Regions from separate parts of the Homo sapiens genome. Here region 1 is linked to region 2. A link is a loop called in an ENCODE intact Hi-C map of the cell type or tissue named here. Cell type or tissue: CD4-positive, alpha-beta T cell. All regions are shown on one strand. Links, peaks and the distances in the headings refer to the core of each region. The heading gives the core; the rest is flanking DNA.

What was found. Hi-C counts contacts between places; a loop is a spot of excess contacts. Peaks named below come from ENCODE experiments on the same cell type or tissue, not always from the same donor. Only the 100,000 strongest peaks of a DNase experiment are listed, where the experiment ranks them.
Region 1: a loop joins it to region 2, with 14 times the contacts of the local background. A loop is called at or near these places in 110 of 110 quality-filtered maps.

Annotation. Positions count from the first base shown.
Region 1 is chr12:64,541,230-64,557,475 of GRCh38, forward strand. It overlaps a transcript of RASSF3 not described here. Among named protein-coding and RNA genes, the nearest start is that of RASSF3-DT, 60 kb to the right of the region's middle. RefSeq lists an enhancer at 8,374-8,423. In CD4-positive, alpha-beta T cell, for the core only: CTCF peaks have their summits at 8,548 (motif pointing right) and 8,747; a DNase peak (open chromatin) is centred at 8,532.
Region 2 is chr12:64,693,136-64,709,381 of GRCh38, forward strand. RASSF3 (Ras association domain family member 3) reads left to right here. Exons shown (of 5, transcript NM_178169.4): 5 at 1,628-4,429. The coding sequence ends at 1,777. Among named protein-coding and RNA genes, the nearest start is that of GNS, 58 kb to the right of the region's middle. RefSeq lists a silencer at 1,054-1,348. In CD4-positive, alpha-beta T cell, for the core only: CTCF peaks have their summits at 3,409, 5,088 (motif pointing left) and 5,297; DNase peaks (open chromatin) are centred at 3,416, 5,056, 6,806 and 8,356; H3K27ac peaks cover 3,122 bases.

The DNA.
Region 1 (16,246 bases), core at 4,534-12,533, 150 kb before region 2:
CCCGCCTTGCCCTCCCAAAGTGCTGGGATTACAGGCATGAGCCACAGCGCCCGGCCAATGTTGTCTTAATTTAAACCTTGCAAAAAGAAAAAAAATGTATCGTAGCCTAATCTCCTGTCTTTGTGAAAGATATTCAGTGATAGTGTGATTGAATTTCAGAGGAGGCCAAGATAGTCTAGGTTAAATGGCTCTGCCTTGTGAACAGATGGGCCCCACACAAACTCATTTTTATTATTCCAGGTTGAATGCTGGCTTTTTGAGCAGGGGAGGGGGTTCAATTTCCCTTGGCCTGTTGGATGAACAGAGAACGACACAGACCTAACTGGGAACCTAACGTGCTTTCTCTTTCAGAGGGTAAATATATATGTCATGCTCACTGCCGAGACCTGGTACATCTGGATTATCCACAAAATGGGAACGTATCAAGCTGCATGCCGACTTCTGAAGTAAGATATTCAATCAAAAAGAACAGTCAGGTAGGCACTATTGGTGCTTGTGGACATCGTGCGTTTCGGTCACTCCCATCACTCATACCCCATAGAATGGTCTTTTTATCTCCATGGCTTACGTATGTATCTTCAGAGGATCGAGCTCAGGTTCATTCATTGCCATTGCTTCTCTCCTTGCCGCCTGTTGCATCTGAAGCTTAATCTTGGGTTATAATTTTAGAAACAATAAGATAGAGTATATCAGTAGTTTTATCCAACAGATTTGTCATAAGATATGAGGCTTTCATCTGCTTGATTACTTGCCACATTCAGGATGCAATCTTGTTAACAGACATACTTCCTGCTGCGGAAAATAGGACATGAACTGTAAATGTGTGTTGACTTTTTTTTTAATCCGATGAAGAGCCTCAGCGTGAGTCTGAGACCAACCTGGGCAACATGGTGAGACCCGCATCTCTACAAAAAATAAAAATAAAAATAAAAATAAATTAGCTGGGTGTGGTGGCATGTGCCTGTGGTTCCAGCTACTCACCCAGCCACTCAAGAGGCTGAGGCAGGAGGATCACATAAGCCCCAGAGGTGGAGGTTGCATTAAGCTGAGATTCTGCCACTGTACTCCATCCAGCCTAAGTGACAGAGTAAGATCCCACCTCAAAAAAACAAAACAAAAGAACCTGAGCATGAACACTGTGCTGGGGAAATCTGTCAGGTTTTACTGGTTAAAGCAAAGATCTTCAACTGGTAGAACTAGTAGATCCTCAACCTGGTTTCAGCCAGCACATCCATTCTCACTCTATTCTCCTGGTTTGCTGAGAGACCAGAAGGGAAGGGGTACAGCTGGCAGTGATGCCTGCTCCTCTGCAGACTCAACTATAGCATCCCCTCTCCTGACACATCAAGGTTCTTCTTAAAAGATAGGCTATTTTTTCGGCCAAGCACAGTGACTCATGCCTGTAATCCCAACACTTTGGGAGGCCGAGGTGGGTGGATTGCTTAAGGCCAGGAATTCAAGACCAGCCTGAGCAACATGGCAAAACCTCATCTCTACAAAAACTACAAAAATTAATAGGGCATGGTGGTGAGAGGTGACAGCATGCTGGCAGCCCTCGCTCGCTCTTGGCGCCTCCTCGGCCTCGGTGCCCACTCTGGCCCCACTTGAAGAGCCCTTCAGCCCGCCGCTGCACTGTGGGAGCCCCTTCCTGGGATGGCCGAGGCCGGAGGCGGCTCCCTCAGTCTGCAGGGAGGTGTGGAGGGAGAGGCACGGGCGGGAACCGGGGCTGCGCGCCAGCTAGATAGAGTTCCGGGTGGGCGTGGGCTTGGCGGGGCCCCGCACTTGGAGTGGCGGGCCCCGCACTTGGAGTGGCGGGCCCCGCACTTGGAGTGGCGGGCCCCGCACTTGGAGTGGCGGGCCCCGCACTTGGAGTGGCGGGCCCCGCACTTGGAGTGGCGGGCCCCGCACTTGGAGTGGCGGGCCCCGCACTTGGAGTGGCGGGCCCCGCACTTGGAGTGGCGGGCCCCGCACTTGGAGTGGCGGGCCCCGCACTTGGAGTGGCCGGCCGGCGCCGCCCGCCCAGGCAGTGAGGGGCTTAGCACCCGGGCTAGCAGCTGCGGAGGGTGCTTTGGGTCCCACAGCAGTGCCGGCCCACCAGCGCTGCGCTCGATTTCTCGCCGGGCCTTAGCTGCCTCCCCACGGGGCAGGGCTCGGGACCTGCAGCCAGCCATGCCTGAGTTTCCCGCCCCCCGGCTCCCCGCCCGCCCCCCCCGTGCCCGCCCGCCCCCCGCTCCCCACCCGCCTGCCCACCCCCCACTCCCCCACTCCCCCACACCCTCCCCCCGCCGCCCCCCGCTCTCCCCCGCCCCCCGCCGTGGGCTCCTGCACGGCCCGAGCCTCCCCGACAAGCCCCACCCCCTGTTCCATGGCACCCGGTCCCATCCACTGCCCAAGGGCTGAGGAGTGCGGGCGCACGGCGCGGGACTGGCAGGTGGCTCCGCCTGCGCCCCTAGTGCGCGATCCACTGGGTGAAGCCTGCTGGGCTCCTGAGTCTAGTGAGGACTTGGAGAACCTTTATGTCTAGCTAAGGGATTGTGAATACACTAATTGGCTCTCAGTATCTAGCTCAAGGTTTGTAAATGCACCAATCAGCACTCTGGGTCTAGCTCAGGCTTTGTAAATACACCAATCAGCACTCTGTACCTAGCTAATCTAGTGGGGACATGGAGAACTTTTGTGTCTATCTCAGGGATTGTAAACGCACCAATCAGCAGCCTCTCAAAACGGACCAATCAGCTCTCTGTAAAACAGACCAATTGGCTCTCTGTAAAATGGACCAATCAGCAGGATGTGGGTGGGGCCAGATAAGAGAATAAAGCAGGCTGCCAGAGCACGCCTTGGCACCTCGGTGGGGGTCCCGTTCCGCACAGTTCTTTAGGTGTTTGCAATAAATCCTGGTACTGCTCACTCTTTGGGTCACACTGCGTTTATGAGCTGTAACGCCCACCGTGAAACGCTCATCGCGAAGGTCTGCAGCTTCACTCGTGAAGCCATCGAGACCACGAACCCACCGGGAGGAATGAACAACTCCAGACGCACTGCCTTAAGAGCTCTCACACTCACTTCGAAGGTCTGCAGCTTCAGTACTGTGCTAGCGAGACCACGAACCAACCAGAAGGAACAAACTTCTAACACATCAGAAGGAACAAACTCCAGACATGCTGCTTTCAAGAACTGTAATACTCACCGGGAGGGTCCGCGGGTTCATTCTTGAAGTCCCTGAGACCAAGAACCCACCAATTCCAGACACAGTGGTGCACGCCTGTGGTCCCAACTACCTGGGAGGCTGAGGTGGGAGGATCACTTGAGCTGGCAAGGTTAAGGCTGCAGTGAGCTGGGACCCGCACCACTGCCCTTAAGCCTGGGCAACAGAGTGAGACCCTGTCTCAAAAAAAAAAAAGGCTATTTTTTCAACGGTTTGGGGGCACTTGCATTAAATTATCTGAGTGTCTTGTCAGTTTCTGGGAGCTCACAGGCATGTCTGGATAGAATTACTGAAACTAGGCAGCAATATTTATCCTTCCTGCATATGGTAATGAAACTAATTTTCAGTTTAGGCCAAGAGGCTGATTCTTCACTGCCCTCTGACCAATGCTGAGTACAAAAGACCAAATACATGAGTTTGCCACTTGTTTTTCCCTAACAAAGTTAACTCTTGATCAGAACAGTAATAGCTGTTTAGAAGAGTGTGTTCAGCGTGTGTGGTTTACATATGCTAAATTCCCATTCAACTCAATTACACTTGGCAGGGACACAGAAAGCTAATGGGGAATCTGTAAAGGGCATGAACAATAGCTTTTCTGGCAGATTGATGGCTTCGTTTTATGTAGTATCTGATGTGAAGTTTACAACTGGAGCCGATTGGAGTTTGTGCAAAGTTGTACTAGCCTTTAAATTAAGAAAATGCCTTCATGTCAGGAAAAAAAGCTTGGATTGGGGATGCAGCTTGTAATTTAATAGGATGACTTGGGAGACAGCAGCGAGGATAATAGAGGTATTATGAGCAGCTCTAGGGAGAATGAATATATGCTTGTTTGGCTTGGAAAAAAATGTGGAGTTCAAGTGTAAGGTTTAAACAAATGCTTTGCAAAGTTTCTCAAAAGGTACCTGAACTACTGATACTTGAGTAACTCGCATTGTTTTCTTATATTGATTTTGAAAAAGTAATACTGAGCTCTCTGATGTGGCTCTAAAAATTTTAGAAAATGATGAAGTATTTTGATATTTAATTTATTTTAGTTCAATTCTTATAAAATTACAGAATTTAAGATTCAGAAATTGATGTCTTAGAGAGTGCCAGATTTGATTTGATAGACGGGTTTATAAAGATCACGTGAAAGGCGGCTTCCCAATGGGTTGAGCATAAAATTATTCTAGATTAGGGTGAGAATCCCCTCATTTAAGAAAGCTCCTCTTGGCGGGCCGCAATGGCTCATGCCTGTAATCCCAGCACTTCGGGAGGCCAAGCCAGGAAGATCACTGGAGCCCAGGAGTTCGAGACCAGCCTCGCAATGTAGTGAGACCTCATCTCTACAAAAAAATTTAAAATGAGGCAGGAAGATCGCTTGAGCCCTGCAGGTTGAGGCTGCAGTGAGCCATGATCACACCACTACATTCCTGCCTGGGTGACAGAGTGAGACCCTGCCTCGAAGAAAAAAGAGAGAGACCATCCTGGCTAACACAGTGAAACCCCGTCTCTACTAAAAATACAAAGAAATTAGCGGGACGTGGCAGCAGGCGCTTGTAGTCCCAGCTACTCTGGAGGCTGAGGCAGGAGAATGGCGTGAACCAGGGAGGCGAAGCTTGCAGTGAGCTGAGATTACGCCAATGCGCTCCAGCCTCCGCGACAGAGCAAGACTCCGTCTCAAAAAAAAAAAAAAAAAAAAAAAAAGAATGCCAAAAATGCCACTCCAGCACATAATTTTCTGTATATACACGCAGGTGATAATGATACGTACTTCATAAGGCATCATAAGTATTAGATTATTTCCCAAATACTTTTGCATACCCGAAGTGTGGTGCTGTAATACATTGTTTTATTTATTTATTTATTTATTTTGAGACGGAGTCTCGCTCTGTTGCCCAGGCTGAAGTGCAGTGGCGCGATCTTGGCTCACTGCAAGCTCCGCCTCCCGGGTTCATGCCATTCTCCTGCCTCAGTCTCCCAAGTAACTGGGACTACAGGCGCCTGCCACCACGCCCAGCTAGTTTTTTGTATTTTTAGTAGAGACGGGGTTTCACCATGTTAGCCAGGATGGTCTCGATCTCCTGACCTCGTGATACACCCGCCTAGGCCCCCCAAAGTGCTGGGATAAAAGGCGTGAGCCACTGCACCTGGCCAATACATTGTTTTAATAGTCTATCAAATCAGTCTACTCTTGTGAATTGATTTGATACTGCACTTAACTTTTTTTCTTATTGGCTTTAAAGGTGATGAATGATAAATGCAATGGTTCTCAAGTCATTAACAGAATTCTAAATCTTGTCAATATCTCAAGACCCAGGATTTTAGCCTTTTGGATATGTGTGTCAGCTGATTATGTAGGAGATCTCTCAACCCAATTATAATCCCCAGTGTTGTTGGCTTCAAGCACTGATAGAGCGATAAACTTCAGAAAGGTTTCAATTTGGTCCTTGAAAAGAACTATTTAAGCAGAAACTCCTAGAAGCTATAGAATTTGGCCAAGAACCACAAAAACCATTCCCTCATTCTTATTTTGCTCCCACTTTTTGATATGGAGAGGACATTGAAAGATTGTTGGGGCCAGGCATGGTGGCTCACACCTGTAATCCCAACATTTGGGAAGCCGAGGCATGTGGATTGCTTGAGCCTGGGAATTCAAGATCAGCCTGGCCAACATGGTGAACCCCGTCTCTACTAAATATTAAAAAATGAGCCAAGTGTGGTGGCACACACCTGTAATCCCTGCTACTCAGGAGACTGAGGCACGAGAATTGCTTGAACCCAGGAGGTGGAAGTTGCAGTGAGCCGAGATCACACCAGTGTACTCCAGTCTGTGTGACAGAGAGAGACTTGATCTAAAAAAAAAAAAAAAAGCCAGGCACGGTGACTCACGCCTGTAATCCCAGCACTTTGGGAGGCTGAGGCAGGCGGATCACAAGGTCAAGAGATTGAGACCATCCTGGCCAACATAATGAAACCCCCATCTCTACTAAAAATACAAAAATTAACTGGGCGTGGTGGGACACACCTGTAGTCCCAGATACTCAGGAGGCTGAGGCAGGAGAATCGCTTGAACGCAGGAGGCGGAGGTTGCAGTGAGCGGAGATCATGTCACTGCATTCCAGCCTGGCAACAGAGTGAGACTCCGTCTCAAAAAAAAGAGAAAGAAAAAAGAAGGGAAGGAAGGACGGAAGGAAGGAAGGAAGGAACTTTTCAACTATAAAATATTTTAAAACATATTTAGTTATTTGTCAGCTTTAGAGTTTGATGAAAGCTGGTATTCAGTTTCTAAATTCAATACCATGAAGAAGATGAAACTCAACTTTGATCGATTTTTCAAATCAAATTCTTCCCCCCCACAACCTTGATTCAGGATCAAATTCCTGTTGTATTGCATATATTTTTGTGATTATAAAAACAATGCATGATTATTAAAGAAACTGTGGAAAATGTAAAAAGGTTAAGAAAAACGTTAAAATTGCCTATAATCCCACCACCCAGAGAGATATAATTGCCCTTAGTATTTTAGTGTCCTTCATTCCTCTCTTTTTTCAGTGTCCATTGTCTATATGTATTTCTTCGTAAAACTGGAAATCAGTATTTGGATAGATACAGACATAGATATGTTTTCACCCTTCCTTACAATGTGACCATGTTTCCTGCCGCTCTATATTCTCTGAAAAAGTGAGCTCTAAGGTGTAATATTTATGAATCTTTCATATTGATTTAACAATTCTACTTCATATCTTTTTAAATTTTTTATTGTATTTTATTTATTTATTTTGAGACAGGGTCTCACTCTGTCGCCCAGGCTGGAGTGCAGTGGCGCAATCACAGCTCACTGCAGTCTTGATCTCCTGGGCTCAAGGGATCCTCAGCCTCCCAAGTAGCTGGGACCATGGGCAGGCACCATCATGCCCAGCTAGTTTTTTTTATTTTTATTTATTTATTTTTTTTGTAGAGAAGAGGTCTCACCATCTTGGTCAGGCTGGTCTCGAACTCCTGGGCTCAAGCTATCCTCCTGCCTTGGCCTCCCAAAGTGCCAGGATTATAGGCATGAGCCACAGCACCTGGCCAACAATTTTACTTCTTTTGGTGCATTTCTTACTGTTGAACATGAAGCTGCAACAATATCTTTGTATGAAAATCTTTTCCTACATTTCTTCTTGTTTCCTTAATACAGATTCTGAAGGAGGATTTATCGGTCAAGAGTTTTAATAGCCCTTAATACATACTGCCAACTTCTTTAATAGGAACTTCATACCAGTTTATACCCTTTCCAGCAGTTCACAAACAAACTTAGCTCACTATAAATTCATCCATAGTCTCCTGAGTAATGTATTCCACCTAAAATCTTTAAATTTTAAATCCATTTTAAAATTCAATTTTAAAGGGCTTAGTGCTTTAAGATTTGGTGGGCAGGGTGAGGGAATGATCCAGTGGTTTGATCTGTTCCAATTTTCAAATTGTCATTAGTGAAGTTAAGACTCAGAGGTTAGTAATTTTTGTAAGCCCTTGATCTGGTCTTTCTCAGAGGATGTGGACTTCACAATCAATTGTCTTCAAGGCCCTGAGAGTGGATCCTTTCCCAAGTGGGAAAGGAAAGGGAAGGTCTGAGTGAACTCCCAGAAAAGTGGGGTACGATAGCCCAACAACACTTGAATTTCTAATTGGGGTAAGGTGGGGACATAAGGGTGAAGGTGTTAGAAGAGATACTGGAAATAAGGAAAACAGTCCTAGTTATTAAAATCCCTGAGGGGTTTGACTAAATGTGGAGAGACAGACTGTTCTTCTGCCAGTTGTAGATCCTACAGAAGACCGGGTGCAGTGGTTCTGGCCTATAATCCCAACACTTTGGGGGGATCACTTGAGCCCAGAAATTTGAGAACTGCCTGGACAACATAGTGAGACCCTATCTCTAAAAAGAATTTTTAAATGTTGAAAGCTAATCAGAGGCCACAAAGTCATTCTTAAAGTCATTGTGCACTTTGCTTCCTTTGTTGTATGTTTGTTTCCTTTGTAACTGATTTACTACTTTACACACTCAGATTTTTAATTATAGCAGCAATTACTAGATTCAATGACATAAAGTTACCATTTCTGTCAGTAAAGATTCAATACCAGCTAATTTCACACAGTTCAATTTCACACCTGGGGAATTAATTATTCTTAATCATTAGGAGTCAATGGTAAAACTTTCTGATGAAAGCACCTGTAGCAAGGCCTCTACCAAGCTCCCCTCCTGTGGGGGGTGTTGACATGGCGGCCAGCAGCCAGCACAGCCTCTCTCTCCTGAGCCCCATAAGCGGAGGTAGGGATACAGTAGTTGGTGTGTTTGTGACAGCAAAGCCACCAGAGGGAGCTCTAGCATTGACTCCTATATGTTTGTCTGTGTGCCACGGATTCAAAGAAAAACAATAAATATCTAATGATTGCTTGTGTTTTTGAGCACTCCTTGCACAGTCCTAAGGTTTAGACACAATCATATCAATATCATTTCATTGTTAACATGAATTAAGCTTCTTTGTGTCTGTCAGATATTCTTTCATGCTTACCACAAGTCTATCAAGATATTATTATTCTCACTTTGATTGATGAGGGAGGTGATTAAGTTTTACAGAAATTAAGTGATTTTACAAAAGAAGAAATAACACAGAGATTTTATCTATAGTCTCAGCGCCCCCCACCCCCTTCCCACCTCCATTAAAGTTCTCCTTCCTGCCCTCTCTTTTCTCTTTTCCTACTGGGAATCTAAAGGAGATAAATCTTGCTTTAAAACTAAGGAAACAAAGAAGAATGCGTTTTATTTTGTGTAAATTATTCTTCAATATATTTAACATGTAAGGGGAAAACAAGAAAGGGAAAGGAAACGAGAAGGGGAAAGAAAGGGAGAAGAGAGAAGAGGGGAGAGGAGGAGAGGAGAGGAGAAAGAAAAGGAGAAGAGAAGAGAAAGAAAAGAAAAGAGAAATAGCCAGGCACAGTGCCCCATGCCTGTAATCCTAGCACTTTGGGAGGCCGAGGTGGGTGGATCACCTGAGGTCAGGAGTTCAAGACCAGCCTGGCCAACGTGGCGAAACCCTATCTCTACTAAAAATACAAAAATTAGCCAGGTGTGGTGGTGCACACCTGTAATCCCAGAGGCTGACGTAGGAGATTCGCTTGAACCCGGGAGGCAAGGTTGCAGTGAGCCAAGATTGTGGCACAGCACTCCAGCTTGGACAACAGAGCAAGACTCCGTCTCCAAAAAACGAAAAGAAAAAGGAGGCCAGGAGTGGTGGTGGGTGCCTGTAACCCCAGCTACTTGGAAGGCTGAAGTGGGAGAATTGCGTGAGCCCAGGAGGAGGTTGCAGTGAGCCAGGATCTAGCCACTGCAGTCCAGCCTGAGAGAGGGAGAGAGACTCCATCTCAAAAAAAAAAAAAGAAAGAAAGAAAGGAAAAAAAAAAGAGAGAAAGAGCTGATGCTCATGTCCATAAAGCCCGAAAATGTTCCAATCCTGCCGGCTCACTGCTAAGGGAATACTTCAACCCACAGCACCCCACCTCCACCCACACATTCCTTAGGCTACTGTTTCTATGACTCCTTTTCCCTCCTCAAGCTTGCCCGAGATGGCTGTTTGATCTTGGTTTCACCCTTATTCAAATTCAGAAGTAGGGGCAGAGACCAGAGGAAGATGTTAGGAATATCCATAACCCCCAAAGATGGCCACTAGACTTACTTCTACAGCACTTTACAGTACCAGACATGTACAAAGTACCTATGCACAGATTAAGAGCAAGGACGGTCAAGGTATACAGCCGCATATTTGCTGAATGGACTTAGTTAAGTCACTTAATCTCATCCATAAAATGTATGTAATAGGCGGGCACTATAACATGCAAAATGTATTTAATAGGCTCACTCCTGTAATCCCAGCACTTTGGGAGGCTGAGGCGAGTGGATCACTTGAGCCCAGGAGTTTGAGACCAGGCTGGGCAACATGGCAAAACCCTGGCTCTACAAAAAATGCCAAAAATTAGCCGGGCATGGTGGTGCGCGCCTGTAGTCCCAGCTACTTAGGAGGCTGAGGTGGGACGATCACTTGAACCTGGGAGGTTGAGGCTGCAGTGAGCCATGATCATGCCACTGCACTCCAATCTGGGAGACAGAGTAAGACCCTGTCTCAAAAATAATATGCATGTAGTAAATGTAATCATGTCTACTACTTAGCATTGCTGTGGAGATTTAATTAGGCAATGCATAGAAAAGTACTTAGCCTGGTGTTTGGTGGGAAACTTCAATTAATGTTAACTAATATTATTGTTTTCTTTAATACTCACAACAATCGTATTTGTCCATTTAGCCTAGAACTTGGCATAGACACATGGTTTGTAAGCGTGTTTGTGGTTAACAGCAGTCTTCAGTTAAAGAGAGGCGAACCAACTTGCCAAAGGTCCACAGCTAGTTTTACAACTACGAAATGTTTTCCAAAATATTTTCAGTTTTTCTGTGAGACTGAGAGATATTATCTTCAAATAGATTACGAGATGTGCACAGCAACGTCCACCCGCCTTACACAAGAGCAAACAGCTTTCCAAAAGCCATCAGAAAACCCCTGGGGTTTGTTGGTCCAAGAACAGAAACAATGCAGTCACACCCAGACCCTAAATTTAGGGGGGCCTTAGAGTTAGTTTTATTTAAATATTGTAATGTGACTCTGAGCAAGCAACATTTTCTCTGTGCTTTGTTTTTTAAAGGACATGGGAAAATTTACTTTGGGGAGCCAGGGCGCTTGGCTAGAAAGGGAAGGAGGAAAGAGAGAAAGGAAAGGGTAGAGGGAAAGCTGAGACCTGAGACCCAGGAGAACTCGGGCAAGAGATTTGAACCCTGGGTTCCACTGCCCTTATTTTCTTTTTTTAATTTTATTTTTAGTTCTGGGGTACATGTGCAGGATGTGCAGGTACATGTGCAGGATAAATTTAATTTTTATTTTTAGTTCTGGGGTACATGTGCAGGATGTGCAGATTTGTTACATAGGCAGATGTGTGCCATGGCAGTTTGCTGCACCTATCAACCCATCACCTAGGTATTAAGCCCAACATCCACTAACTATTTTTCCTAAGGCTCTCCCTCCCGCTACCCCACCTCCTGACAGGCCCCAGTGTGTGTTGTTCCCCTCCCTGTGTCCATGTGTTCTCATTGTTCAGCTCCCACTTATAAGTGAGAACATGTGGTGTTTGGTTTTCTGTTCCCGAGTTAGTTTGCTGAGAAAAATGACTTCCAGCTCCATCCATGTCCCTGCAAAGGACATGATCTCGTTCCTTTATATGGCTGCATAGTATTCCATAGTGTATATGTACCACATTTCCTTTATCCAGTCTATCATTGGTGGGCATTTGGGTTGATTCTATCCTTATTTTCTTTTTCTTTCTTTCTTTTTTTTGAGATGGAGTTTCGCTCTTGTCACCCAGGCTGGAGTGCAATGGCGCAATCTCTGCTCACCGGCCTCCGTCCTTATTTTCAAAAATAGCAACTTGGGGCCGGGCTCGGTGGCTCACACCTATAATCCCAGTACTTTGGGAGGCCAAGGCGGGTGGATCACGAGGTCAGGAGATCGAGACCAGCCTGGCCGACATGGCAAAACCCCATCTCCACTAAAAATACAAAAATTAGCCGGGTGTGGTGCCACACACCAAAGGCCTGTGAGTCTATAAACGTTTTCTGTCTGCCCTCATCCTGCAGCACTTTCCACACAATCTCTTTTTGATATCACATGATATTTTATATGCTCAGTACCAACTTTAGAGGTCTGCAAGTTGTTAGCTTTTCCTTTTCGGTAACTTTGTTAATATCATTATTAGAAGTCCAGTTCAATAATTACACTAGGTTCAGTTTAAATAGGAAGCAAACAGCTATATGTCTAAGTGCAGAACTGCTGACAAGTGAGGGTGGACCGGGGGGTTAAATATTCCTGACATTGGGCCAGGGAGAGTTGAAAGTTTGCCAATTGTGGTACTGGTAAACTACTGCAAAGAAATTTGGAAGAGTTATTAAGAATTACAAGAAGATAGATGCTTCAGGATAATATGTCATTTGCAAAGAGAAGTATGCCATTTGGGGTCAAAAAACATCTGATGCACTGTCCAGGTCACAGAAATCACCAAATCTCAGAAGGAGACGAGACCTTGGATGTCAGGCAACCTGACTTCCTTTCCAATCAGGCTTATAATCCAACAGGTGACCATCCAGCCTCTACGTAAGCATTTCTCCAGAAGGGAAGTTTCTTAATTTAAGAAGTTGTCTGGACTGAGTGCAGTGGCTCACACCTGTAATCCCAGCACTTTGGGAGGTGGAGGTGGGTGAATCACTTGAGCCCAGGAGTTCAAGACCAACCTGGCCAACATGGCAAAAACCTGTCTCTACAAGAAATACAAAAATTAGCCAGGCATGGTGGCATGTACTTGTAATCTTAGCAACTCGAGAGGCTGAGGTGGGAGGATTCCCTGAGCCTGGGAGGCCAAGGCTGAAGTGAGCTGTGATTACGCTACTGCATTCCAGCCTGGGTGACAGAGTGAGATCCTGTCTCAAAAAAAAAAAAAAAAAGAAAGAAAAAAAAAAGTTGTCTGGGGCATGGTTAGGACTATGCACTTTTGGATTAAGAATGCATTTGTCTCCCTGTAGTTTTAGCCCATTGGCCCAGTTTCTGATTTGAAGAACACAACAGAACACATTCTTCTCTTTTCAGACCTATGACTATCTTTCTCTTCTCTGGGTCACTGTCCCTCATAAAATGTGACGAAAGCAAAGGTTCAGGGTCAATGCTGTCAAAATTCAGATGAGCACTGGGCTTAGCAAATGGAGGGATTAATCCTGACAAGAGCAAATTCAGTAGATTGAAATGTGTGTGTGGTTTTTTCATTTGTTTGTTTTTGAGATGGAGTTTCACTCTTGTCGCCCAGGCTGGAGTGCAGTGGCGCGATCTTGGCTCACTGCAACCTTTGCCTCCTAGGTTCAAGAGATTCTCCTGCCTCAGCTTCCTGAGTAGCTGGGATCATAAGCACGCACCACCACGCCTGGCTAATTTTTGTATTTTTAGTAGAGACAGGGTTTCGCCATGTTGGCCAGGCTGGTCTCGAACTCCTGAACTCAGGTGATCCACCCACCTTGGCTTCCTAAACTGCTGGGATTACAGGCATGAGCCACGGTGCCTGGCCCAAAATGTGTTTTAAATAGAAAGGGGAAAAGGATCAGAGACTGAGAGTACAGACAATTCTTTCAAGGAATTTTGCTCCCAAGGGGAACTAGAAATGGGATGACAGTGAACCCAACTCCCATGACAATTACAACATGTTTGAAATTACTTTTGTGTATTTTTTACTTGTTTATTGTCTATCTTCTCCCACTAGAATATAAGCTCTGGCAGCAGGACTTTGCCGCCTTCACCATTGTATTCTCAGTCCCTGGCACATAGTGGAGGCTCAATTAATATTTGTTGGATAAATGAATAATGCATTTTGAAAACTGGAAGATTCTGGATCTTACAGTTTTATTGTTTGAAAAAAAATTTTTTAGGCCACTTATGGTGGCTCATGCCTGTAATCCCAGCACTTTGGGAGGCCAAGGTGGGCGGATCACCTGAGGTCAGGAGTCCAAGACCAGCCTGGCCAACATGGTGAAACCCCGTCTTTACTAAAAATACAAAAACCAGCTGGGTGTGGTGGTGCACATCTGTAATCCCAGCTACTCGGGAGGCTGAGGTGGGGGAATCGCTTGAACCCGGGAGATGGAGGTTACAGTGAGCCAAGATCGCACCACTGCACTCCAGTGGGTGACAGAGTCAGACTCTGTCAAAAAAAAAAAAATTTGATTCTAGAAATGTAGTCTTGCTATGTTGTCCAGGCTGGACTTGAACTCCTGGGCTTAAGGGATCCTCTCACCCCAGCCTTCTGAGTAGTTATGACTATGGGTATACACCACTGTGCCCAGCTAGAATCTTAATGTCTTAAACAAGAAATGTATACCTCTTAAGAAACTCTGATGGAACAGTATTTTTGTTTTACCATAGAAAGCCTCTACCGGCCGGGCACGGTGGCTCACGCCTGTAATCCCAGGACTTTGGGAGGCCGAGGCAGGCGGATCATGAGGTCAGGAGATTGAGACCATCCTGGCTAACATGGTGAAACCCTGTCTCTACTAAAAATGCAAAAAATTAGCAAGGTATGGTGGCGGGCGCTTATAGTCCCAGCTACTCGGGAGGCTGAGGCAGGAGAATGGTGTAAAGCCAGGAGGCGGAGCTTGCAGTGAGCTGAGATCGCACCACTGCACTCCAGCCTGGGCAACAGAGCAAGACTCTATCTCAAAAAAAAAAAAAGCCTCTACCTTGGCCAGGTGTCACGGCTCATGCCTGTAATCCTAGAACTTTGGGAGGCCAAGGTAGGAGGATCACTTGAAGCAGGAGTTTGAGACCAGCCTGGGCAACATAAAGAGATCTATTAAAAAAAAGAAAAAAGAAAAAGTCTCCCCCTTAAAATAGATTAATGAGGCTTCAGGATACACCTCTGCATAGGTTGGGTCATCAAAGAAGCAGAAGCCAAGATGGGATTGCACATGAGAGAGATTTACCGTGGGAATGTCTGTGATGGATAAAGGGGAGGGAGCCAGAGAAAGAGAAAAGCCTTCCCACAGCAACACAGAGCTGACACCTGTGAAGAGAGAGGGGAAGGTGAGAGATTGGGTGGGAAGAGTCTGAGGGTGCAGCACAGTTCTAAAAAGACCTTGAGTGGGGAGTGGAAAGGATCTCACTCTGTCACCCAGGCTGGAGTGCAGTGGCCGTGATCATGGCTCACTGCAGCCTCAGCCTCTGGTGCTCAGGTCCCACCTCAGCCTCTTCAGTACCTGGGACTGCAGGCATGCACACCACACCCAGCTAATTTTTTGGTATTTTTTTTGTAGAGATGGGGTCTTGCCATGTTGCCCAGGCTGGTCTCGAATTCCTGGGCTCAAGAGATCCTCCCACCTTGGCCTCTCAAAGTGCTGGGATTACAGGGGTGTAATCCTGCATCTGGCCAAGTGGGGAGTTCTTCTATAAAAGAGCCTGCCCCTGCCTGTTAAAGGAGTCCTTCCTTTTGCAGGAATCGGCCTACATGAGTACCTTCTCCTTGCTCCGTCAGGCTGGGGGCAGCCTGTAGGAAGTGTGGTCTTCAAGAAAATGGGTCCAGGGGTCTGCAGCCGGGGCCATCAGTCAGTTATGCTCGCCACAGCAGAAGAGCTGAGCAGTGGGGACTCACAGCTGCCACAGTTCACCCCTGTATCCCAGATCTACTTTTCCGTGCAGACTGGGGAGCAGCTCCTCTTCTCTTCCCGAGGGGAAAGCCCTATAGCTGCAGTTGGTCTCAGGGGCACAATTGGTATTCATTTCTTCCTTCCATCCCTGCCCCCTACCCCTTTTTTTTTTTTTTTTTTTTTGAGACAAGTCTTGCTCCGTCGCCCAGGCTGAAGTGCAGTGGTGCCATCTCAGCTCACTGCAACCTCTGCTTCCCGGGTTCAAGCGATTCTCCTGCCTCAGCCTCCCAAGTAGCTGGGATTACAGGCGTGCGCCACCATGCCTGGCTAATTTTTGTATTTTTAGTACAGACGGGGTTTCCCCATGTTGGCCAGGCTGATCTCGACCTCCTGACCTCAGGTGATCCGCCCACCTCGGCCTCCCAAAGTGCTAGGATTACAGGTATGAGCCACCGTGCCCAGCTTTCCCTGCCCATCTTAAATTCCCTTAACCTTAGGCTCTCACCTTGGCAGTTCTCAGTGCTTACCTTGTTATGTGACCCAAACTGTCACTCCTAAGAGCCTGAGTTCCTGGCAATCATGCTGTTTTGAGACTGGGGGTTGCTCTGTATGTCCATACACAGTTACAGTGGGGCAAGGAAGTACCGGGAAGTGCCCAACTGGGTCACATGGGTTCCACATAAATTCTTCCCTGACCCCATGTATAAGCACAGCCCTACCTCTTCCTGCTGGTAATTGACTAGAGTCAATTACTCCTGCCACAATGGTGACTCTTCTCACCTGCTGGTCTCACAGGAGTTCAT
Region 2 (16,246 bases), core at 404-8,403:
ATGTTGCTCTTTTTTTTTTTTTTTTTTTTAAATAACCAGCCTAAACTGTTCTCCAGGAATTCTTCTACCACTGAGCCCATTTGGTGGATTTACTTATTTTTCACTCTTTGTTTGTATTTGGTTATCTTGAATCTTTTCTCTACACCATCAGACAGCAGTTCTCCACCAGGATCCAGGGCCCCCTTTGGGAGAGGAGGATGTGTTTGGAAAAAACCTCGTAGATGATGCTAGATACCCTCCTTGACATTCACTGCTTCTATTTTTTAAAATCTGTTTTAATTTTTTTTTTTTTCTTTTTAAAGAGACTAGGTCTTGCACTGTCACCCAGGCTGGAGTACAGTGGCGCAATCATGGCTCACTGCAGCCTCAATCTCCCGGGCTCAAGCAATCCTCCTACCTCAGCCTCCCAAGTAACTGGGACTACAGGAATGTACTGCCACAGCCAGATAATTTTTAAATTTTTTGTAGCGACCTGGTGTCACTATTTTGCCCAGGCTGGTCTCGAACTTCTGGTCTTGAACTTCTGGGCTCAAATGATCCTCCTGCCTAAGCATTCCAAAGTGCTAGGATTATAGGCATGAGCCACAATGCCCAGCCTAAAAACTTATTTTGTGCCTGCTAAATAAGTACTAGGAGCTGTTAGGGAAACAAGGCTCAGAGCCTCAAGGCAAGAGATAAACTCCAAATAGCGAGAAGTACGGCAGCTGTGGTGTAGGTAAGGTGCAGGTGAGATAGATATTAAGCAAATAATTGTAATTTAAAAATCTTGGTTGTGATCAGGGGCTCTGTGAAGGCTTTTGATACACTTAGCCTTGGGTGGGAAGAGAGGAGAGGAAGTTGTGGAAAGCTGCTTAGAGAAAGTGGCATTTAAGCTGAGATGGGGAGGATGAGTAGTTCATAGCCAGGCAAAGTGGAGGAGGGGAGAATGCGTGCCACTTGGGCAGAGAGTGAAGCTCGGTGAGAGAGAGATGGGGCCGGAGAGTTTAGAGTCTTTCAGACAGCATCAGCAACTAAGGGAAGCCATTGGATGGTTCTAAGCAGGGGAGAGTCTTGGCCAGATGAGCATTTTACAAAGGATGTTCTGTTTGGGGAACAGATGGGGGAGCATAAGAGCCGAGTGAGGAGGCCAGGTAGGAAGCTGTTCCAGCGATGCAGGAATAGATGATAGTAGCTAGCACCAAGGGGCCGTACCGAGGGAGAAAAGGCTGAATGGAGAACTGTTTGGGGGTGATAAGACTGATTATGCGAGGTAAGAAAGTCAGTTACAATGAGGACTCGAGGTTAAGATGAAAGGACTGTCGAATTGTTTTTAATGCTGTTGGGGGTCAAATCAGGTAAGGAATGAAAGTGTCCAATAGACTTAGGGATATGGAGGTCTCTGGCTTTTAGGGAGATCGTCTTGAACAGTGGGAGGAGAGGGTAGGAAGGTGATTGGTGTGAGCTGAGGTGGGAGTGGGAGTGGAGGGAGCCCTTAGGCTGGCAACACCCCAGCTCTTGCAGACCACACCTTCTGCGGCATGGGGCTGGGAGGGGAGGGCAGCCGCACCTCTGGGAGCTCCTGGTCAGCATTCCTAAGTCTAACTGAGTATTAAACATCTGGCATTTTTCTTTCTGTGTTTCCTGACAGTGGGAAGCCTTCAGCCTTCCAGAACTACAGAATTTCTTGCGCATCTTGGACAAGGAAGAAGATGAACAGCTGCAGAACCTGAAGAGGCGCTACACAGCCTACAGGCAGAAGCTGGAAGAAGCCCTCCGTGAGGTGTGGAAGCCTGATTAAAGCGGGGCTCCCTGCCCGTGAGGCCCGGTGCAGGACCGATGTACAAAACAGCAGCAAGTGCCTCTCTTCTCAGAGGGCTGCTGTCTTGCCCCACTATGCTAGGGTCTTCGCCTTTCTATCTGTAGATTTTGTTCCCCAAACCTGGTCACACAGCATCCTGCACCTTAGCGTCCCATGTAAGGGACTCTGCAAGCTTGTTGTTCAGCACCGCAGTGTTACCTCTTGGCAAGCTGTGAACCTGTCGCCTCATCAGGAGCATTCGAGGGTGCTTGGAAGCATGAACTCTGGGGGTGTTTTTTTTTTTGGTTATTTTAATTATGTGATGATGCTGTTAAGCTTACAGATATGCAGTTGATTTTTTAAAAAGCTTAACTAGGAATCTTTCTGAATACTTGTCCTATTTTGAAACTACCTGTCTGGTTTTTTGTTTGGTTTTGTTTTCTTTTTTTAATGTCAGAGGAATCTATCCATGTGAATCGAAAGGCACAGGAATCTAGGAACTCTGAGGAATTTATTGTGAAGGATTTTGTTAGGGGGTTGACAGAGAAAGCAAAGTGTAAGTTTGGAAGAAGGCATGTGCGGTGGTGGCGAGTGCTGCGGGCTATGGAAGGTGACTTGGCTTTTCAGTTAGGGGTAGTGGAGAAAGGGGTAGTTGCTTGTAAACGAGTTAAAAGCATTCAGTGTGGAGGTGTTAAACCCATTTTAGGATCGCTTGGTTTCCTGGTGGGTAGAATATGGGAACAGAGCCAGAGGCAGGAGCTAAACCAAAAGGAGGGACCCATGAACTCTGCAGCTGACCAATCAGAGAATCAGGCAGGTGTAGCCTACTGACCTGGGCAGAGGTGGGCCTCACGCAGCTGGATCCGACCCTTTAATTCTGCCCTTTTGGAGTGGAAGGTCTGATTGGTGTAGCTGCTCTGCATAGGCAGGACAGTGACAGTTCACTAACTCTTGTTAAGTTACATAGTGTATAGCTTTCCCCCCACAGGTGGTTTTCAAAGTTGAGACGGAATTTGGGTAGGGGCAGCTGTTTTTCCCTTGATTGTTAGCTAGGATATTTGTCAAGTAAACTTTGGTGACAATCACTCTCTTCCCTTTTATTCCTCCTTTCCTTTTCCTTTCTTCCCTTTTTTCTTTCCTTCCCTGCTGTCTCCCACCCTACCTTGTTCTTTTCCTCCCTCCCTCCCTCCCTCCCTCCCTCCCTCCCTCCTTCCCTCCCTCTCTCTCCCTCTCCCTTTCTTTTCTACATTGAAATCTGTTCTTACATAATAGAGAACAGGGCTATTGAATAAAGACCCAATCCTACCAGATCTTTAGTTCTAAAGGGCAACTTGACTGTGAGTAGGAGGGCCCCCAAGAAAGGGAGGAAAGTCCACACCCAGCTAACCACACAACAGGGCTTCATTATGGAAATATTTTAACAAAAGTACATGTTATTACCAACCAAAGAGATGCATGTGCAATAGAAGCCTTCCTTAAAAACAGGCTAAATAACCTCATTTTATGCAGCAGTTTAATCTGAGAACAGAGGGAAAGGTGTGCAGTGGTTCCAGAGGGGCCTTATATTCTATTTTTAGTCTAGATATTTTTTGTTTATAAATTCCCAAGGAATTGTTAACACTTTGGTGACACCTAATGGATTCTTTTTGAAATTCCAAGGTGCTTCAGTTCTTTGCCCAAGTGAACTGTGCCTTTTATTGCATTTCTGTTCGTCTCTTGGTGGCTCTTCTGACTTTTTGGAGAATACCCATCTTGTTGGAGGCAGACTTAAGTTGTTATGCTGTGCCACACAATTTACTGAGACAATCATATCTTCCTAAGCATTTAAGGAAAGTTGAAAAAAATAGAATTAGCTATAAAATATGTATGGCACATCTTGTTTAATTTTGCATGTAACTTCTCTTTTGTACATTGATGAGGTTTTAGTGACATTGTCATCCAACACTTTACCTTTATTGTTCAGGGAATGCCTTCGTGATTTTTTGTACTGGTTTTATTATTCAGACTATGGCCTGGATTTGAGTATATTGTTATTACCACCTGGTTTTTTAATTATTCATCCCAGTAAACTTATATTTTGTGAAGCATTTGTTTCTCAGATTAAGACACTGTTAGAACCTAAAGTAGTAGCTGATGGGTATCTGTGAATTTTTTTTTTTTTTTTTTTTTTACTTGAAGTAGATTGTCTGAATAGGCATCCTCATCTATATTTACCCAAAACCTCGCTTACTGTCATGTGCACTACAAATTGCAATTTGGAAACCTACTGTATTGAAATTCTGTCAGTTTATGGTTCTTGAAGACTGATGTCCTTTCCCAAACACTGGTTACTGCAGCAGCATTTTTAATGTGTAAGTGAAGAAAAAAGGCCACTAAGGCCAAAGATTTTTTAAGAATCATTGTACAAATCATTATGTTAAACTATCTAAGCTTTGCTGTAATACTGTTTTCTCTTCAATATGTGATGGTACAGGAAGGATGTTAAATGAAGGGGTGGTATTGCAGGAGAGCATTTTAAATGGCAGAAGTAAAAAGTTATAATATTTATAATTTTGATGGGTTTAAGTTTATTTTTGTAGGGAAGATTTTTCTCCCCTAAAATAGTTTCTAGAATGGCAAAATTGTTTCCATTATTAAAAATTGAAGTTATTAGTTGTTTATGTGTGTTTATTTATGATAATATGCTAGATTTAAAAAGGTCACAGGAGTGCGCTGAGCTGCTTTTGCACATATACACAGGGACACATGCTGGAATGCAACAACTTTACTAGGTTCGCGTGGGTCATATTTGTTCTCCCAGATATCATTTTCTCTTTGCCTTATCCTCTGAGGAAAAATAACCCTAAGCTCACACAGCATATTCCAATGTATTTAAAACAATTGTTTTAATTTTTGAAATATACACATTTAAAAGTATATAAAGCATGCAAAAGAGGAGGGAGGCCGAGAGTGAAAAAATAAAAATAAAAAAGCATGCGAACAGTTTAAAGGATTATTATATAAAATGGACACCCCCTGACCATTACTAAAATAGAACCTTGTCAGTTCTTTAGAAATCTCTCCCTCCACCCCTGTTCTTGCCCTGAGGTCTCCTACCCCTGAAACATACCACTTCAACATAAAGTGAGTATTTGTATTTTTTTGGTCACCATGACTGCCTTACACAGATGGGATGGATAGTGTCTGGGGAACCACAGGGACGATGGAGTGCCACCCTCTGCGCACCTGCACCTCGGCTTTGTGCCATGGTTTCAGCTTCCATGCCTGCTGTTGGGAGTGTTTTTACTACTACACTGCCCCCTGGAGGGGCTGATGAAAGGAGCAAGGCTGGCACCAGGTGGTAGAGGCCTTTCACGTACCATAGCTGCTCCCTAAATAAAAATACTGTGATAGAAAATTATGGCTCTGTATAATTTTGCTTTTCTACTGAAATATTCAGAGGAATCAGGTTTGGGGGTTCTACTTGGGTTACTACCCAAGGTGCGTGGAGAATGTTTGGGAATTTTTATATTTTTATCCTTTATTTTTTTTGGAGATGGAGTCTCAATGTGCCACCCAGGCTAGAGTGCAGTGGCATGATCTTGGCTCACTGTAACCTCCACCTCCCAGGTTCAAGCGATTCTCCTGCCTCAGCCTCCCTAGTAGCTGGGATTACAGGTGCCTGCCACCATACCCGACTAATTTTTTTTTTTGTATTTTTAGTAGCGACGGGGTTTCTCCACGTTGGCTAGGCTGGTCTCAAACTCCTGACCTCAAGTGACCAACACACCTCAGCCTCCCAAAGTGCTGGGATTACAGGTAGGACTTTTTTTTTTAAGTCAATTTTTATTACTAAAAAAAAACCTTTTTTTTTGAGATAGAGTTTCACTCTGTCTCCCAGGCTGGAGTGCAGTGGCACGATCTGGGCTCACTGCAACCTCTACCTCCTAGGTTCAAGCAATTGTCCTGCCTCAGCCTCTGGAGTAGATGGGATTACAGGCGTGTGCCACCACACCTGGCTAATTTTTGTATTTTTAGTAAAGACGGGGTTTCACCCTGTTGGCCAAGGTGGTCTCAAACTCCTGACCTCAGGTAATCTGCCGGCCTTGGCCTCCCAGAGTGCTGGGATTACAGGTGTGAGCCACCGTGCCTGGCTCACATGAATATTTATTGAAACAACAGTTATCAGTTGGTGACAAATTCGGAGACACTGTCAGATAACGCTAATTAGGTATTTTGTTTTATTGAAAGAAGGGGGCTGGGCGCGGTGGCTCATGCCTGTAATCCCAGCATTTTGGGAGGCCGAGGTGGGCAGATCATGAGGTCAGGAGTTTGAGACCAGCCTGACCAAACATGGTGAAACCCCGTTTCTACTAAAAATACAAAAATTAGCTGGGCGTGGTGGCGCACACCTGTAATCCCAGCTACTCAGGAGGCTGAGGCAGGAGAATTGCTTGAGCCAGGGAGGCGGAGGTTGCAGTGAGCCGAGATCGCCCCATTGCACTTAGCCTGGGCGACAAAGTGAAACTCCGTCTCAAAAAAAAAAAAAAAGAAAAGGGGCCAGGCACAGTGGCTCATGCCTGTAATCCCAGCACTCTGGGAGGCCAAGGCGGGCTGATCTCTTGAGGCCAGGAGTTCAAGACCAGGTTGGCCAACATGGCAAAACCTCTTCTCTGCTAAAAATATAAAAATTAGCCAGGCGTGGTGGCACACGACTGCTGTCTCAGCTACTCAAGAGGCTGAGGCAGGAGAATTGCTTGAACCCGGGAGGCGGGGTTCAAGCCCCGTGATTGCGCCACTGTACTCCAGTGAGCCGTGAGTACTGCAGTGAGCCATGATTGCGCCACTGTACTCCAGCCTGGGCAACAGAGCAAGACTCTATCTCAAAAAAAAAAAAAAAAAAAAAAAGGGTGGTGGTGAAGGTCTACACTATAGTAGCCAATGCCAACAAAGTGCTTACCATGTGCTAGGCATTCTTCTGAAATGCTTAATATGTATCAACTCATTGACTCTCCTGTGACGTTATCACACTATTTCGTCATATCCCTTTTTTCACAAATGTGGAAATGGACATGTTGAGGTTTAGCAGCTTGCTCAAGGCCACTGTGTGAGTGAGTGGCAGAGCCGGACACTGCCCCGTTTCTCTACCATCTTTTCCTGTAAGTGCTCTCTAGTTTCTCAGTTAAATTGCCTATTGAGTAAAGGAGCAAAAGTCTGTTAAATTGCCGTAATGGACAGTTTGCCCAGAAGCGTAACTGTTTTGGTGCCATTGGGGTTTGTTGATATCAGTGTGTTCTCATCCATTTTGGTTCATTTATCATTTCATTCAGGTGATTATACTAAGTCACATAGAATGAAATGCTGACCTGTGCTTTCTTTTTATTTTTTCGGATGGGGTTTCACCTTGTCATCCAGGCTGGAATGTAGTGGCGTGATTACGGCTCACTGCAGCCTTAACCTCCTGGGCTTAAGAGATCCTCCCATCTCAGCCTCTCAAGTAGCTGGGACAACAGGTGCCTGCCACCACATCCAGCTAATTTTTTTTCATTTTTGTAAAGATGGAGTCAGGCTATATTACCCACGCTGGTCTCAAACTCCTGGGCTTAAGTGATCCTCCTGCTTTGGCCTCCTAAAGGGCTGGGATTACAACCACCATGCCCAGCCCAGACCTGTATTTTCATTTAGAGGTTCTGTTGCATGGGGGAAATAACACGGCAGGTAACCAAACTTAGTGGTCTCACTGTAGTTGGTAAGACAATTCTCCTGGAACCACCAGAAGAACAGCTTCAGTACTACAGAGTGCTATAGGAGCCACAAAACTTGTGCAAAGGTTTGACTCATGGAACCATTCCCCCAAACAAGGCTCATCCTCTGCAGAGAGAAACTAGGAGGTAAGTATTCAAAGTCTAAAGCATATGCTTGTGTGGTGTGAATCACTACTTGCTTAATTGAATGTTCAAGAAAGAAGTTTTATATAAGGATAAAGGTGGGGGGGCAGGTGTGGTGAAGGCTGGAATAGGAGGGAGTGGGGACTAGCTGGGTTATATACCAACAACTCTGAAGCTAAATCATTTATTCCATCTTCAGGCTTGGATCTGGGTTTGGGTTTTTGTTTTTTGTCTTTTGGGGTTTTTTTGCCTGTTGGTTTTGGTTTCATTTTGTTTTGTTTTTTGACAAGTCTTTCCCTATTCCAGGAGATGAGAATAGCAGGGTACAGGATAGACCCCTTTGATCTTAAATAGTGTTTCCAAAGGATGATTGTGGTTCTCACGTGTCTGGCTGAGGCTGCATTTGGCATCAAGTGAACTCTGAAAGCTCCTCTCTTCTTCTTGTTTCTGAGAAATGTGAGCACCTTTAAGTATTATTTACGCACAAACAACAAAACATCAGGGCTCTTTGTAAACCTCAAAAGAAATTGGGATTTGACTTTGTTTTGGGGAGGGAGTTATTTCAATCAGGAGAGTTCATTTTTTTCTCTTTCTAAACGAGGAGTTCCGATTACAATGGGCCTGGGTCATTAAGGGCATCTATCTGGTTTGTGTTTGCTGGCATATGTACTGCCGGCTGTTGAGCCACGCTTTGTGGACACGTGGGATTCATTAAGCCCTCTGTGGTTCCTGTCTCTGAAGTGGCTTTCTAGGGAGGCTCTGCTCTACAGGGTTTTTCCATTTACAGGTGCAATAAAATTTGTTTAAATTCTAAAAATTCTGAAGCAGCAAACTTTAGTGCCTTGCCAAAACTTAGAATTCTTGAATTACTGCTGTTGCAGGCAGGGAGGCAACAGCTTAAATTCAAACCTTTTACTCAGAACTATAAATGGTGTCTTCAGATTCTTTTAAAGATGGTGAACATTTCAAACATTTTTCTTGCATATGTGATCTTTGCAAGGAAAACATTCATAGTCAATTTTGTTTAGGTCAGATTGAGTATTTCGAGGCCTTATTAATAAAAGATGCTTGACTGAGCAGGTAAGGCCAACCATAGAAACTGAGGAACAAAAAGACCAGCTTTCAGAAAACTTCCAGTTCTTTTTTTTTTTTTTTCTGAGACAGAGTCTCACTCTTGCGCCCAGGCTGGAGTGCAGTGGCTCGGTCTTGGCTCACTGCAGCCTGCGCCTCCCAAGTTCAAGCGATTCTCCTGACTCAACCTCCCAAGTAGCTGGGATTACAGGCACCCACCACCACGCCCAGCTAATTTTTGTATTTTTAGTAGAGACAGGGTTTCACCATGTTGGCCAGGCTGGTCTTGAACTGCTAACTTCAGGTGATCCACCCGCCTCGGCCTCCCAAAGTGCTGCGATTACAGAGGTGAGCCACTGTGCCCAGCCATCAGAAAACTTCCAGTTCTATCGCCTTTATCTAGATACAGTTTGTATAGGAGTTTGTGTGTGCTGGGGAAGGAAGTGGGCTTTAAGGGTGTAGTGGTGTTGGGGAGGCCAGAAATAATGTCCCCTTTATCATGGAAAGTTATTTGTTATGAAGGTGGTAGTTAGGAAAAGGCAACGTTTAGGATCTTTCGGAAGATATTTCAAGACAAAATGAGGTTACCACACTATTTCTTCACAGACTGCCTTCGGAACTGTGGAAGGTGCTGAATTTTGTTTTTTCGAGGTAGGTCTTGCTCTGTTACACAGTAGCATGATCATAGCTCACTGAAGCCTCTAGTTTCTAGGCTCAAGCAATCATCCCACCTCAGCCTCCCAAGTAGCTGGGACTAGAGGGGCATGCCACCATGCCCAGCAAATTTTTTAATTTTTTTGTAGAGATGAGGTCTGGCTATGTTGCCCAGGCTGGTCTCGAAATCCTGGCCTCATGATCTTTCTGTCTTGACCTCTCAAGACACTAGGATTATAGGTGTAAGCCACTGCCCAGGCTGATTTTTTAAAGGCAGATTTTTCTGTTCATTGACTCTGAAGCTACTTAATCTGAATCTCTGGTACTGGCCCCTGAGAATCTGCCATTTTAATAAGTGCCCCCTATTTTTTCAAATGCTGACTGCAAATCCTAGAGCTCTACAGAGGGTTTCTGGGGCTGAAGGGATACATCATTGTGCACAGAGTATTTCCCTCATACCCCTTGTTTTGAAATTTTAAATAAATTACTTCCAAATTGAGAGTAATGACTAGCCTGCAAAGAGGCTTTCTGACCTGCCTCACTTAGCCCTGGAAAGGACAATTCTATATACCCTGTTCCCCTGGACCATGGCTAATTGGATCTTAGACCTCTGTTGAAAGGCCATTGATCAACTAGATTTTCTCAAAATTTTATTTATTTATTTATTTATTTATTTATTTATTTATTTAGAGACAGAGTCTCGCTCTGTTGCCCAGGCTGGTGTGCAGTGGCATGATCTTGGCTCACTGCAGCCTCCACCTCCCGGGTTCAAGTGATTCTTGGGCCTTACCCTCCCAATTAGCTGAGATTACAGGTGCCCACCACCACACCTGGCAGATTTTTTTTTTTTTTTTAGTAGGGATGGCGTTTCGCCATGTTGGCCAGCCTGGTCTCAAACTCCTGGCCTCAGGTGATCTGCTCGCCTCGGCCTCCCAAAGTGCTGGGATTACATGCATGAGCCACCGTGCCGGCCATAGCGAAACTTGTGGCCAGCTACTTGGGAGACTGAGACAGGAGAATCTCTTGAACCTAGGAGGCAGAGGTTGCAGTGAGCCGAGATTTTGTCACTGTACTCCAGCCTGGGTGACAGAGTGGGACTCCCTCTCAAAAAAAAAAAAAAAAAAAAAATTACTCTTGTTACTCTTATTCTGTTCTCTCTCTCTACATATATATATATATGTATGTATACATACATATATATATGTATGTATACATACATATATATATGTATGTATACATACATATATATATGTATGTATATAGTGACCTCTATTATCTATTGGCTAGCTTCAAAGAAGCTTGCCAAATGACAAGTGCTGATATTGCTGCTGCAACCAACTTCATAGGTCTTTCAGGAATTTACTGTTTACAAGTGTCTGCAGTATGAAGCTTTAATGCATATGATCTATAATATTCTAACCTAACATTTAAGCTTCCACATTATTGGAAACACAGTCGGGTCTACATGTGGTCTCTTCTTTCCCTCTTTCCCTCCCTCCTTTCTATCTTATTTAATGTCCTTGTATCCTGTGATATCTGTACTCTTTTTTTTTTTTTTTTTTGAGATGGAGTCTTGCTCTGTCGCCCAGGCTGGAGTGCAGTGACACAATCTTGGCTCACTGCAAGCTCTGCCTCCTGGGTTTATGCCATTCTCCTGCCTCAGCCTCCTGAGTAGCTGGGACTACAGGCGCCCGCCACCACGCCCAGCTAATTTTTTTGTATTTTTTTAGTAGAGACAGGGTTTCACTATGTTAGCTAGGATGGTCTCGATCTCCTGACCTTGTGATCTGCCCGCCTCGGCCTCCCAAAATGCTGGGATTACAGGTGTGAGGCACCATCCCGGCCTATTTATTTTTTAATTGAGATGGAGTTTCGCTCTTTTTGCCCAGGCTGGAGTGCAATGGCACCATCTCGGCTCACTGCAACCTCCGCCTCCTGCTTTCAAGTGATTCTCCTGTCTCAGCCTCCCAAGTAGCTGGGATTACAGGCATACATCACCACGCCTGGCTAATTTTGTATTTTTAGTAGAGACGGGGGTTTCTCCATGTTGGTCAGGCTGATCTCGAACTCCCGACCTCAGGTGATCTGCCCACCTCGGCCTCCCAAAGTACTGGGATTACAGGCATGAGCCACCACACCTGGCCTGTTTTTATTTTTTATTTTTCAAGTCCGCACTGCCTGGTCCCATGACCCACCCCCTAGAACTGGGTAGATTATGATGAGTGAGAACATCATGAACTCTGTTATGAAAATCAGAGTCCATGTGTAGTGTAAACTGTTAAGTGTCATAGAGATAAAATTCAGTGTACTATGAGTGTATAACAGGAGGACAGAGAAGGCGTCCTTGAGAAAGTGATTTAGAGCTGAGATCTTGAGGAGGAGGAGGAGGGGTTACCTAGAAGAATAACTTACATGAACATGTTCTGCATGGTGGGGACTGGTGTCTGAGGTCTTTCTTTTTGACAGTGTGTTTTATCGGGATTACTCTTGCCGGTTCGCCGCCTCCCCATGGCAAAAACCTCAATTACTTTTGTACCAACCTATAATATTATAAGCAAAGAACTTTAGGCCTAAATAATTCTCCTCATGTTAAGAGTTCATCTTTGGCAAGGGTGGAGTTAAAATTAACAATGGCAGGCCAGGCGCGGTGGCTCCCGCCTGTAATCCCAGCACTTTGGGAGGCTGAGGCGGGAGGATCACCTGAGGTCAGGAGTTCTAGACCAGCCTGGCCAACATGCACCTAGCTGGGCATGGTGGCGCCCAACTCTCAGCTACTTGGGAGACTGAGGCAGGAGAATTGCTTGAACCAGGGAGATGGAGGTTGCTGTGAGCTGAGATCGCATCACTGCACTCCAGCCTGGGCGACAGAGTAGGACTCTGTCCCCGCCGCCCTCCCCCCAGAAAAATTTACAGTGGCAATTGCTCTGGCTCAAACATATTTTTTCCCCTTGTAAAATGGAGAGGATATCACTTGTTTGCCTACCTCACAGGGCTGCTGTGAGGACCAAATTGGGAATGTGCAAGTATCTTGTGCATTGTAATTCCTGGTATAGCGTGAGATGGTATTATTTTCCAACTATTTGTTCCTACAATAATGTGGCTGTTTCAATTCTGGGCCAATGATAGATGCTTATCTCTCATTCTAGAGGCATCCTAGGTGCCAATTTCCAAGATGGACATTTTTCCAAGCAGAAAGGGTTTTGTTTTCTTTTAAAAATTCATGGCCGGGCGTGGTGGCTCACACCTGTAATCCCAGCACTTTGGGAGGCCAAGGTGGGTGGATCGCCTGAGGTCAGGAGTTTGAGACCAGCCTGGCCAACATAGTGAAACCCCATCTCTACTAAAAAAAATACAAAAATTAGCTGGGCGTGGTGGTGAGCACCTGTAATCCCAGCTACTCGGGAAGCTGAGGCAGGAGAATCGCTTGAACCTGGAAGGCGGAGGTTGCAGTGAGCCAAGATTGCGCCATTGGACTCCAGCCTGGGCAACAAGAGCGAAACTCCATCTCAAAAAATAAAATAAGATAAAATAAAAATTCATGCTAAGGGAAGGAAATAGAGTTAAAAGCAAAACATTCAAGATTCTTAGGGTGATTGGTAGGCCAGATTGTTTAGTGCCTTGCCTTGTGCTCCCTAAAAATACAGTCACAAAGTGTTCTTTCTTCCTTGACAAGATAGAGTCCAAATGCTCAGAGCAGCTGAGACTGGGGATGCCCAGGTTTTCATATCAACATAAGGCACAGAGTGGTGTTGCATGATCCAAACCAGACGGCTGTGTGTCGGTGCAGTCGGGGGCCTTGACCTTTGTTTCTAGTCCATGTTTTTATGCATGTAAATTCTCCCCTAGATAGTAATCTCCTTGGAGACTGGACCATATCTTCAGTTCACTTTGCATCTCTCCTAGCTGCAGGGCACAGCATTTGTGGGACTAAACATTTCATAGACATGTCTGGAAACAGCTAGTTGGGCAGCTTTGAGACAGGAAGGTAGCCCTCTACAGAGAGACCCGGAGCTGCAGCTTCCTGCTGCTCCTCATCCAGCCAGTGTTCACCTTTGGCTGAACTCTTAAACAGGACCTTCGTTGGCATTACAGGAAGAAGGAGAGGGGCCAGGATGATTGCAGGCCAGAGTGTTGTTATCCCCTGCTGTGCAGAGGACCAGACGTGGCATCATGGGCTTCATCCTCTGTGGGAGCATTGATGGGCATTGAGCTTTAGGCTGAAGCCTGCCCTGATAGATGACAAAGTGAATAGTCACTTGCACCAGACTGCTGGAAAGAACCCGAGTTGTCATGTTGATCTCAGGCCTAATTAGTGTGCTGCTCACTTAATCTGGGAGACGCTGGGTAAAAGGGACTGGGAGAAAATGTACACGAAGCAGCCCCTTTCTTAGGGACTTAAGTGGGAACAGAATCAATTGTGCATCTGAGCTACTTTCCCATCGTTGGGAGGAGGAAGGGAGAAGTGACTGATGGTCTTGATTTGGACAACAGGTGCCTCGGAAACCCAGCCAGAATCTTGGCGTGCTGCAGCTGCTGAGGGGCCACTCTCCCAAGCTGCAACTCTCCCTCGCACCAGCTTTTGGAAGTTACAGAGACCCACTAGAGAGAAGACTTTGGACTCATGACTGGAGCCTTCCAGCCAAGAGTCCATTAAAATATTTTCCAACATGTGCTGAGAACATTTTAGCAACCATTCCAACAAAGAAGCTTCCATTTGGTTTTAGTAACAATAGCTAGGAACCAGTGCTTATTTCTATTATTTCAGTATGTAATGTACATATTTTCCCCCACTTTGGAGACAATCTGAGCCTCTACCGCTGGACAGCTCTGCTCTACCCTGTAGTAAAAAGGGCTCACTGCTCGATGCACCGGAAGCTGATACCACGACACTGGGTTTTTTGTTGTTTTTGAGAAAAGCTTTATATTATATATAAGTCGACTCACAAGGAGATAGGAGTGTCAAGCTCAAATATTTCTCCCTGTGCTGTCTTTAAGGCAGGCAGTAATTTTATTAGAAAAGATTAGACAGGCATGCTGGAGCATGCCTGTAGCATGCCTGTAGTCCCAGCTGCTTGGGAGGCTGAGGCAAGAGGATCATTTGAGCACAGGTGCCATTGCACTCCAGCCTAGGTGACAGACTGAAACCCTGTCTCCAAAAAAAAGAAAAAAAAAGATTTAGGCCAGGCACCATGGCTCATGCCTGTAATCCCAGCACTTTGGGAGACTGAGGTGGGAGGATCACTTGAGGCCAGGAGTTCAAGAACAGCATGGGAAACATAGTGAGATCCCATTCCATTTCTACAAAGAATTAGCTGGGTGTGGTGCCATGTGCCTGTGTCCCAGCTACTCGGGAGGCTAAGGCAGGAGGATTGCTTGAGGCTGGGTGGTTGAGGCTGCGGTGAGCCATGATCACAACACTGTACTCCAGTCTAGGCAACATAGCAAGCCCATGTCTCAAACTGCCCCTGCAAAACCCCCAAAACATAGAGCCCCATCTCTACAAAAAAATAAAGGAGTTTGGGGGTGGATACTGGGATTAGCAGGTGCTTGGTGGAAGGAAAAGGGAAGTCTGGAAAGTCCTTGGGTGCATGTAGTTATTTCTTTATGCAAACTCATGGGTCAAAGGTGCAAATTTGGGGAGTTCATGTGAAATATGCAGTGGAAATTCAGGCTGTGACGTCAGCAGACTCGTTCTATGCAAAATCTAGTTAGCTAGTTTTCTTTTAAAATCTGCTATCCTGTAAATTCAAGAATTTTTGTTACTGTTTTTTAATCCTTTGAGGGCACAATTTTAATTTTAGCTTTTTATTTTTATTTATTTATTTTTTTGAGATGGAGTTTCACTCTTGTTGCCCAGGCTGGAGTGCAGTGGTGCGATCTTGGCTCACTACAACCTCCACCTCCTGGGTTCAAGTGATTCTCTTGCCTCAGCCTCCTGAGTAGCTGGGATTACAGGTACCTGCCACCACGCCCAGCTAATTTTTGTATTTTTAGTAGAGACGGGGGTTTCACCATGTTGCCCAGGCTGGTCTCGAACTCCTGACCTCAGGTGATCCACCTGCCTTGGCCTCCCAAAGTGCTGGTATTACAGGCATGAGCCACCATGCCCAGCCAGTTTTAGTTTTTTAGCAAGTTCTTTTCTTATCTGCTATCCTGTAAGTCCAAGAATTTAGTCATTTTTCTTTAACTTTTTGGGGCACGGTTTCACTACAGGTACCTACAGTTGGGTGCAGTGGGTGCAAAAGTAATCGCGGTTTTTTGTCATTGGCAAAACTTTTGCACCCGCCTAATAGATTTGGCAAAAGGCTGGCCCAGTTTCTCTCAGTAAACCAGCTTCGGTCATTATATTAGTTATATATTGCTGCATATCAAGTTACCCCCAAACCAGCAGCTTACAACAGCATTAAACATTTTTTAGGCTGGGCGCAGTGGCTCACGCCTGTAATCCCAGGACTTTGGGAGGCCGAGGAGGGCAGATCACCTGATGTCAGGAGTTCAAGACCAGCCTCGACATGGAGAAACCCCGTATCTACTAAAAATACAAAATTAGCCAGGCGTGGTGGTGCATGCCTGTAATCCCAGCTACTCAGGAGGCTGAGGCAGGAGGATTGCTTGAACCTGGGAGGCAGAGGTTGTCCTGAGCCGAGATCGTGCCATTGCACTCCGGCCTGGCCAACAAGAGCGAAACTCCATCTCAAAAAAAAACAACAAAAAACAAAAACCATTTTTTAGATCATGTTGTTATATTCTGTGGGTCAGGAGTCTAGTAGCAGCTTAGCTTGATGGTCCTTGCTTGGTCTCTCACGAGGCTGCAGTTAAGATGATGGCTAGGGCTGCAGTCATCTGAAGTCTTGACTGGGGCTTGGAGGATCTGCTT